Regions from separate parts of the Homo sapiens genome. Here region 2 is linked to region 1. Evidence: read pairs that join two places in POLR2A ChIA-PET (ENCODE). Cell type or tissue: IMR-90. All regions are shown on one strand.

Region 1 (5,000 bases):
TCTGTAGAGTCTCGTCAAAGATCACCTAAACCAGGAGACAGAGGAGAGCGAGGATTTATCCCTTAGGCCCCAGGGGCTTGTGGGTGGACTGTGCAGGGACTCAATGCCCATCAGCCCTGCCCTATTCCAAACACTCCGACCCCAAGGGACCAAGGAGGTATGAATGAGCCAAGGGCTAAACACAAGATTCTAAAATTGACACTTTGAAAGGTGTGTAAACATTAAGATTGTGATACAAGACAGAGCAATCCGAACCACAATTTGCTGTTAAGGATCCAGTGAAAGAAGTAGACAAAAAAGCACCTCCTAGGGGAAGAAAAACAACAACAGCAACCAACCAATGGCATGTCATGTGCTTTGTCTTAGCGTTAATTTTGATAGAATGTTACCTGGCACCAGAATTTATCGTGAGGCAAGGCCAGGAGCCAGTCGAGGTCATTGGCTACGAAGGTGGCGCGTTCCAGGTACTCCTCCACTAGGGCGGGAATGTTGTCTTTAGGGGGCGGTTTGTATAACACAAAATACCGGTCTGCCTTCTGCTCGGGGTGCTACGGATCCAAAAACCACGTGTTAACGTGGCAGAGGTTAGTCAGCGAGGGCCCATTTGCCAACCCACAGCAATGACAACACTTGGCTGTTCCAACCGGTGACCCTCCAAGGAGCTTTTAAGCATAAAGAACCAAGTGTATCTAACAAAGAGGGCATGGTTGCATTCAGCGAACACTAGGCGGTAATTAAAATCCATGTTTTCGGAGTGGATTTAATGACACGGGGAAAGGTTAAGGGAAGAGAAAGCAGGATACAAAACTCTCTGTTTAATATAATCAGTTTTCATTTTCCTTTTTTAGTAAAAGGCAAAAGATTTATTTGTTATGAAGAAAAACCAGAGCATAGTTTTCGGTCTTTAAAAAGTGTAAGTATATTCACACACTGGTATTGATTTTTAAAAAAGAAGCTGGGGAGATGACGCCCCAAAGCTAATAGTGGTTATCTCTGATGGGGGCGGGGGGTGGTGAATTGTGGCTTGAATAGACTTTCCCATTAAAAAAAAAAAAAGAACATATATTCATATATTACTTTTGTTTTGTTTTGTTTTGTTTTTGAGACAGGTCTCACTCCCGTTGCCCAGGCTGAAGTGGAGTGGCATAATCTTGGCTCACGGCAGCCTCTACCTCCTGGGCTTAGGTGATCCCCCACCTCAGCCTCCCAAGTAGCTGGGACTACAGGTGCACACCACCATGCCTGGCTAATTTTTTTTTAGTAGAGATGGGGTTTTGCCATGTTGCCCAGGTGGTCTCAAACTCCTGGGCTCAAGCCATCCGCCTGCCTTGGCCTCCCAAAGTGCTAGGATTACAGGTTTGAGCCACCTCTCCTGGCCACATATATTACTTTTTAAATTAATTTTTAATTATATAATTTGACACAAGCATCTTTTCTTTCAAAAACTTACAAGGTACAGAGAAGGTGAGCTGCCTGGGACTACACTCCCAGGCCCCATGTTCCCTGCAGAGGTAACCACTCACCATCTGATGGGTGTCCTTGCAGACCTCTTCCAGGCATTTACATTAAATTATACCCATAAAGGCCAGGCACAGTGGCTCATGCCTATAATCCCAGCACTTTGGGAGGCTGAGGCAGGCAGATCACGAGGTCAGGAGATCGAGACCATCCTGGCTAGCACAGTGAAACCCCGTCTCTACTAAAAATACAAAAAAATTAGCCGGGCATGGTGGCGGGCGCCTGTAGTCCCAGCTACTCGGGAGGCTGAGGCAGAAGAACGGCGTGAACCCGGGAGGCAGAGCTTGCAGTGAACCGAGATCACGCCACTGCACCCCAGCCTGGCTGACAGAGCCAGACTCCATCTCAAAAAAAAAAAAAAAAAAAAAAATTATACCCATGAAACAATTTGTCTGGGTCTGTTCTTTCCTTTTTTTTTGTTTTTTATTTTTTTGTAAGTAAGTCTCAGCGTAGAATCACAAGTTCTCCCTTCCAGCCCCTACTTGCCATGAACAAACCTTACTTTGTTCACCATAAAGAGGAGATGGGCTCAGTTTTCTCCTCTGACTACATAACGGGTGCTTTCTCTGGGGAAGTGGTAGCAGGAGGATGGCCAGGCAATGTGTCAGCTCTTATCAACCACAGTCCATCCACTTCCAGGTCTGTTGATCCAGGGGATATAGAAAAATTGAGACTGATAAGAGGTCAGCCTCCTCAAGAACCATCTATGCCTTCCTAGTGCCTTACGCGAGTTTCCAAACTGTAGAGCCTGTGGGTACCACAAGGATTCTTCAAGGCCACCTCTCATGTGGGTCTGCAGGACCCCCTCCCATTTAAATCAAATTTGTATCATGGAGTTACAGGTACAAATCTGTTGAAAAAGAAATTCTGCTGGCTGAAACAAGTTCAAAACAACTGTCAGGAGCCGAAATACATCTCCTTGGTTTCCAAGCTTCCTCCCTCTTCTATCTGTTGGCACTTTACCTCTTCCCTCACTTCTCACTCAGGCCAGGCTACTCATTCTCCCGACACACACACACACACACACACACACACACACACAACCAGGCTACTCATTCTGACACACACACACACACACACATACACCCAGACTACTCATTCTCCTGACACACACACACACACACACACACCAGGCTACTCATTCTTCTGACACACACACACACACACACACACACACACCAGGCTACTCATTCTTCTGACACACACACACACACACACACACACACACACCCCTGAGATTCTACTTTCCCTACAATCCCACAGGGGGAAGATGGACATCTAAATCACCAAGTGAGCACAAAACAAAGGAAGTGACAGCTCAAACCTGGCAGAGGGACTGTGGAAATGCAGAAGGGAATTAATAGCACCTGGAGGATAAGGGACGGCTTCCCAGAGCAAGCAGACTTCCTCCAAGGCTCCAAGCATTCGAGGATAAGGACTTCAAATGGAAGAAACATTTTTATGGAGGCATAAACATGGGTCATAACAAAAGGGCACAGATTGCACTGGGCGGTGGGAGACAGATTTGGTGAATGCTGGAATGGTGCAAATGAAAGCTGCCACTCATTGTGGACCTGCCCTGTGCCAGCCACTAAGCAGGCACAACCCACAGCCCCTATTTTTTTAATCTACAAAAACTATTTAAAAGAGACATAGTATTCATCCCATTTTAGAGGAGGAATCAAACAGTAAGTTTCAGGAACTTTCCCAAGGTCATGGGATTAAAGAGGCAACTGAGGCAGGATTTGAGCCAAAGCTTACACTGCAGACCTATTAAATGACCTATGGTATCTGTGTGCCATCCTGGTCTCACTGATTGTCCTTCTGACCCCAGTTCCAATCTCACCTCTTCCAGGAAGCCTCCCTGACTCCCATCCCAGCTGGATTAGGAGCTCATCTAAGCTCTCCCTCAGCACCTGCATTCTGTGCTCACCTCTCTATACCACTTGAACAGCATTAAAAGTGCTTTCAGATCAGTGGTTTGGATGGGGAAAGGGTGGGAGGAAGGCATGGATTGCAGAGAGGCACAAGAAAACTTTCAGGGGTGGTAGAAATGCTCATTGATGATGATAGTTTCATGCATGCATACAGATGGAAAAACCAATCAAATTGCATATTTTACGTTTTAATTTTTAAAATGTTGGCTGGGTACAGTGGCTCATGCCTGTAATCCCAGCACTTTCGGAGGCCAAGTCAGGCCCATCACTTGAGGCCAGGAGTTTGAGACCAGCCTGGCCAACACTGTGAAATCCCATCTCTTATCAAAAATACAAAACTTAGCCAGGTGTAGTGGCACGCACCTATAGTCCCAGCTACTCGGGAGGCTGAGGCAGGAGAATCACTTGCACCTGGGAGGCGGAGGTTGCAGTGAGCAGAGATCATGCCACTGCACCCCAGCCTGGGCAACAGGTTAGACTCCACCTCAAAAAAAAAATTCCCTTTCTTTTCATAGGTGTTGGCAAATTGTATATTTTAAATATGTGCAGTTTATTGTCCTTCAACAATGCCTGAATAAAGCTGTATAAAAGGGGAGGACTGGTCTTCCCAGCTGTCTCCCCCACTAGCTTGTAGGTGTCTGGAGGCAGTCTGAGCTTTGCTCACCCAGCATTCCGAGTCTATAGAACACCACCTGGCATTGAGCAGACTTTCTGTACAGATCTGCTGGCTGGACAAAGAAATGAATGGAGGCTGACTGGACGTGGTGGCTCACGCCTGTAATCCCAGTGCTTTAGGAGGCCAAGGCGGGCGGATCACAAGGTCAGGAGTTCGAGACTAGCCTGGCCAACATGGTGAAACCCCGTCTCTGCTAAAAACACAAAAATTAGCTGGTCCCAGCTACTCAGGAGGCTGATGCAGAAGAATCACTTGAACCCGGGAGGCGGAGGTTGCAGTGAGCCGAGATCGCGCCACTGCACTCCAGCCTAGGCGACAGAGCAAGACTCTGTCTGGGAAAAAAAAAAAATGGTTTTGCCATGTTGCCCGAGCTGGTCTTGAACTCCTGGGCTCAAGTGATCTACCTGCCTCAGCCTCCCAAAGTGCTGGGATTACAGGCGTGAGCTACCGGGCCTGGCCACAAGACTATTTCTTTTGGGTCTTCAAGTATGTGCTATTCAAATAGATCCTCAACCAACATTAGCTCTACCAATTACCCTGAAAAGGTGGTGTGGTAACTACCCTTTGGCTAGAGATCATGCCCCAAGCCAAGACTAAAGGGACAAATATAGGGTGGACACATATCTTAGTACAATCTTTCAGGAGCTGCCCGTGGCCTTCAGAGTAACACTCTTCAGTCTGCCAGCAAGACCCCTCTTCGATCAGGCAGCTGTCTCCCTCAACTCATCTGCCTTCCCACCATACCCCCAATTTAGTGCTGCTGTTGTTGTCCCTGCTGTCATCACCATTGTAATAACAATTTATTGAGTGCTTACTATGTTCCAGGCACAGTGCTCATTCACAGGCATCTCATTTAATCCCCACAACCA
Region 2 (5,000 bases), 86 kb after region 1:
CAGTGGGCTTTCTACGTATTTAAAAAATAGTTTGGACTTTAATCTCAGGGTAAACAATATATATAGGTACACTCAGTTTATATATGAGATAATATTCAGGATCAGTGGAGTGAAAATAGTAAAGTATCTTCCATTTTTCAATGGCTTAGAGGGAAAAGTGTTCATAATGGGTATAGAATTAATCAGTATTCCTTTCCCATTATTTATGCCTATACAGTGTAGAAGTTTCCCTTAAAGAGCTTATCACCATAATAAGTACAATAGCAAAGATATAAAGTCAGTACTTTTCACTGATTAGGCATAAATATCCTCTTTATTGTTTTCTTACAAAGTAGCTATGATAAACATATAAAAGGGTCAGAAAGAGAGGGGAGAAAAACTCGGTGAAAAGTCAGACAAGAGGAAATGAAGAGGTGAGGTATGTATAGTAAGCATTAGTGAACTTGTAGTAATTGCTTTAGGTTTCATGGATTGCCCACTTGTGGATTAAATGTTAGACTTCTGCAAAATGAGTTGATGGTAGAGATGAAGAAAAGTCTTAATTTGTTTTTTTTATGCTAAGGTTAAAGTTGATGTGGCTAATTAGGTATTAAGATCAGTTTTCCTGTCTTTTTATTATTTATTTATGTTTATGAATGAATGAATGAAGAAATGAATGACAAAGTCTCGCTTTGTCACCCAGGCTGGAGTGCAGTGGCATGATCATAGCACACTGCTGCCTCAAACTCCTGGGCTCAAAGGATCCTCCTGCCTCCCAAGTAGCTGGGATTACAGGTGTGCGCTACCATGCCTGGCTAATTTTAAAATTTTTAGTAGAGATGGGTTCTCGCTATGTTGCCCAGGCTTATCTAGAACTCAAGCGATCCTCCTGTGTCAGCCTCCCAAAGTGCTAGGAGGATTGCAGGCATGGGCCACCAAACCTGGCCTTGTCTTGCTTTTTAATAAGCTGTTGTCATTATGTTGCCTTTCAAAGTCCAGTTCTTCTTTACCACCCCATTTGCCTGGAGGTAATGCATTAGGTGAGAATGAAAGGTGAGTACCTAAAAGATTCAGAATTGGAAGGCCTTAATAGGATCAATGTGTAGGAGCTGCAGAGAATATGAAGGACTTTTAAATATTCCAGTCCCAAAATAAACTTGACCATTGGCCAAGATTGTGGTAAGCTAAGTATTTGAGATGTCTGTGCTACATCATCCAACTCTTGGCCTGAACTGTTTTAGCTGGCTTGCCTATGTAAATTGAAACTTCCTTTAATACTTAACTGTGAGTTAAACATAGTTCTGGAGCTCCATCGAAAGGGTCTTAGTCAGCCAGGCACAGTGGCTTACACCTGTAATCCCAGCATTCTGGGAAGCCGAGGCGAGAGAATCACTTGTGAGGCCTGGAGTTTGAGACCAGCCTGGGCAACATTGCAAGACCCCCTCTACAAAATAATAATAATAATTATTATCCAGCTGTGGTGGTGCTCACCTATAGTCCCAGCTACTCAGGAAGCTGAGGTAGGAGAGTTGCTTGAGCCCAGGACATCAAGACAGCAGTGAGCCATGATTGCACCACTGCACTCTAGCCTGGGTAACAGCGAGACTCCCATCTCAAAACAAAAACAGAAACAAAGGGTCTTAGTTATACAGATCTTCTTAATCATTCCTAAAGCGTACATTCCAAGTTTATATTTACAGTAAAGTGATCTATATCCCAAAACATGTTTCCACTGGTTACTAATTTGGGGCAAGTCATTAACTTCTCAGAGCCTTCTGTAACTAAGATTTAGGGAAAATACTGGTCTTAACCAGAGCACATATGTATACCTTTGACTCTTTTTGCTGCCACATGGTTAAAAAATCAGCCTTAGAGAGGTATAATTTGCACAAATTTTGCCTTTTTTCTAGGATGTAATATAAATGAAATCATACAGGATATACTATTTTGTGCCTGTCCTCTTTCATTTTAGTATAATGCTTTGAGAATCATTCATATTGTTAAAAGCAGTAGTTGTTCCATTTAATTGCTAAGTAGTAGTCCATTGTATGGATATTCCACAATTCCTTTATTTACTAGTTAATGGATATTGGGGTTTTTTTTTTTTCCAGGTTTTGGGTTTATTTATTTATTTATTTGAGACGGAGTCTCGCTCTGTCGCCCAGGCTGGAGTGCGGTGGCGAGATCTCGGCTAACTGCAACCTCCGCCTCCTGGGTTAAAGCTATTCTCCTGCCTCAGCCTGCTGAGGAGCTGGGACTACAGGCTCATGCCACCGCACTCGGCTAATTTTTTGTATTTTTAGTAGAGACGGAGTTTCACCTTGTTAGCCGGGTTGGTCTGATCTCTTGAGCTCGTGATCCGCCCACCTCAACCTCCCAAAGTGCTGGGATTACAGGCATGAGCCACCACGCCCGGCCCAGTTTTTGGCTATTACGAATAAATCTCCTCTGAATATTTGCAACATAGATCTTTGTGTGGACATATATTTTCATTTCTCTTGGTTAAAAATCCAGGAGTAGAAATTGCAGGATTGTAGGGTAAGTGTGTTTATAGTTTTTAAAGTAACGGCCTATTTTGCATTCCCACTGGCAATGCATGAGAATTCCAGGGCTCCAAATCCTTGTTGATGCTTGGTATTGTCATTCTTACTAACTTAAGTCATTCTAGTGGGTCTGTAGCAATACATCATCATGGTTTTAGTTTGTAATTTCCAGATGACTAATGATGATTATCTTTTCATGTGCTTATTTGCCATTTATATGTCTTTGGTGAAGTGTCTGTTCAAATCTTTTGCTCATTAAAATAGGTTGTTTTTTGTTTATTGTGAGTTCATAATGTATTCTGAATATGAGTCCTTCATAACAGGTTTTGTAAATTACATGTTTTGCAAATATGTTCTTGTAATTTGTGGCTTGCCTTTTCATTCTTAACAGTGTCTTTCAGAGAGCAAAAACTTAATCTTTATGTAGTCAGTTATTTTTTTTTTCTTTTTGAGTTAATGATCTTTTTAAAAGCCTATCTAAGGAATTGTCTCTAAACCTAAGGTCACTAATATTTTCTTAAATTTTATTCTGGAAGTTTATAGCTTTGTTTGACATTTGGGTCTGTGAAACACTTCAAATTAATACTGAGAGAAGTAAGTGTAGGGTTGCCTTTTTGTATATACTGTGAATATCTGAGTTTTCCTCTGAGCAGTGCTTCAGTTGCAGCTCACAAAATGACATATTGTGTACTACTATTCAGTTTGAATATTTTCTAATTTCTCTTTTAATGTCTTTTTTGGCCTATGAATTATAAAAGTTTGATGTTTAACTTCCTGTAGATATTTTACTGTTACTAATTTAATTCCATTGTGGTCAGAGAACATACTCTATAGGATTTCAGTCTTTTTCAGGATTTCAGAATTTGAGATTTGTTTTGTGGTAAGGCATATGGTCTATTGTGGTGAATGTTTTGTGTCTTTGAAAAGACAAATATTTGGTTCTACCAGTTCTGTCTCATATATTTTGAAGTTCTGTTTTTAGGTACATACATATTTAGGATTGTTATGTCTTCTCAGTAAATTCATTCTTTTATAATGACTTGTCCCACTTTATTTTGATAATATTTGCCATCCCCCAGGCTACTTTAACATGAATATAACTCTTGTAGCTTTATTACCACAGTATTTGCATAATTTTTTCCCATCCTTTTACTTTTAGTCTGTGTATATATTTGCAATGCATTTCTTGTGATTAGCACATAGTTAGGTCTCGCTTTTTTATTTAGGCTGACGGTCTCCTTCATTCATTCATTTGTTCATTCATTGAGATGGAGTCTCGCTCTGCCACCCAGGCTGGAGTGCAGTGATGCCATCTTGGCTCACTGCAACCTCAGCCTCCCGGGTTCAAGTGATTCTCCTGCCTCAGCCTCCTGAGGAGCTGGGATTACAGGCGCCTGCCACCATGCCCGGCTAATTTTTGTATATTTTATGTTTTGTATATTTACCCCTGTGTTGGCAAAGCTGGTCTCAAACTCCTGACTTTAGGTGATCCACCCGCCTTGGCCTCCTAAAGTGCTGGGATTACAGGTGTGAGCCACTGCGCCCGGCTGACAGTCTCCTTTTAATTGTTGTTATTAAATGATGGGTTTACTCTGAGTTTGAGTATCCATATGGTTAGGTTTCAGTCTACCATTTTGCCATTTGTTTTCTATTCATCCCGTCTATTCTTTTCTGTCATTTTTTGAATGAAAGATTTTGTAATATTTCATCTTATCCCCTCTTTTAGTGGAGATATACTTATTTGTTCTATTTTTCTCTGTGGCTGCTCTATAGTAGATACCTTTAACTTACGACATTCTGCCTTCAAATTATATACCACTTAATGTATAAGAATCCTATGGCGTTATGTCTCCATTTTCCTATCTTCTGTTCTTTTTGCTATTGTCATACATTTTACTTTTGGATATGTTAGAAAATCCATAATTCAACGTTAGGCTTGTTTTTATTTAAAGCTTTGTTCATCTGGGCCTGTAGAGGAGCCTTTGCCCTCGGGCTAGTTGAGCTGTGTTTATAAAGGTTTCAGCTGAATGGCCTGAGTTTAGTAAGGTCTCTTTAATCAGTCAGAAGGAGAATGCCTGTGTAAACTCTGGTAGTTGTGTTTATAGTTCCCAAGTAGTTGCTTGTTACCCAGTGGTTGTTCTTTGCCTACCCTCGTGAAATCTCACCTAATACATGTGCAGCTAATTTAGTAAAGATGTAGTAGTGCCTCACAAATTACAGCTGCTTCAGCCTTCGGAGACACATTTAAGTTTCTGATTGGGTTTCCACCCTCCCTAGATTCTCAGTTTCTCCCTTTCTGGCTGGGGTCTGGAAACTGCCTCAAAATACAAAGCTTTGACAATCATAAGGCACAGGTAATTTGCTTGTCTTCTCTCAGGGATCACAGTTCGGTGCTATTGTTCAGCATCCAAGAATAGCTGTTTCATGTATCTTGTCCAGTTTTTTAGTAGTTTTGGTGGAAGGGCTAGTCTCAAGTTA

What was found. ChIA-PET counts read pairs that join two places held together with the same protein. Peaks named below come from ENCODE experiments on the same cell type or tissue, not always from the same donor. Only the 100,000 strongest peaks of a DNase experiment are listed, where the experiment ranks them.
Region 2: POLR2A ChIA-PET joins it to region 1 with 7 read pairs; 7 of 35 experiments call an interaction of 5 or more read pairs at or near these places.

The regions. Positions count from the first base shown.
Region 1 is chr22:29,825,233-29,830,232 of GRCh38, forward strand. ASCC2 (activating signal cointegrator 1 complex subunit 2) reads right to left here. Exons shown (of 20, transcript NM_032204.5): 3 at 390-548; 4 at 1-25. Among named protein-coding and RNA genes, the nearest start is that of ASCC2, 11 kb to the right of the region's middle. In IMR-90, no CTCF peak of the experiment used is centred here; a DNase peak (open chromatin) is centred at 2,569.
Region 2 is chr22:29,911,653-29,916,652 of GRCh38, forward strand. The region is part of intron 1 of MTMR3 (myotubularin related protein 3); the gene reads left to right. Among named protein-coding and RNA genes, the nearest start is that of MTMR3, 31 kb to the left of the region's middle. RefSeq lists an enhancer at 931-1,913. In IMR-90, no CTCF peak of the experiment used is centred here; DNase peaks (open chromatin) are centred at 1,209 and 2,639; H3K27ac peaks cover 1,336 bases.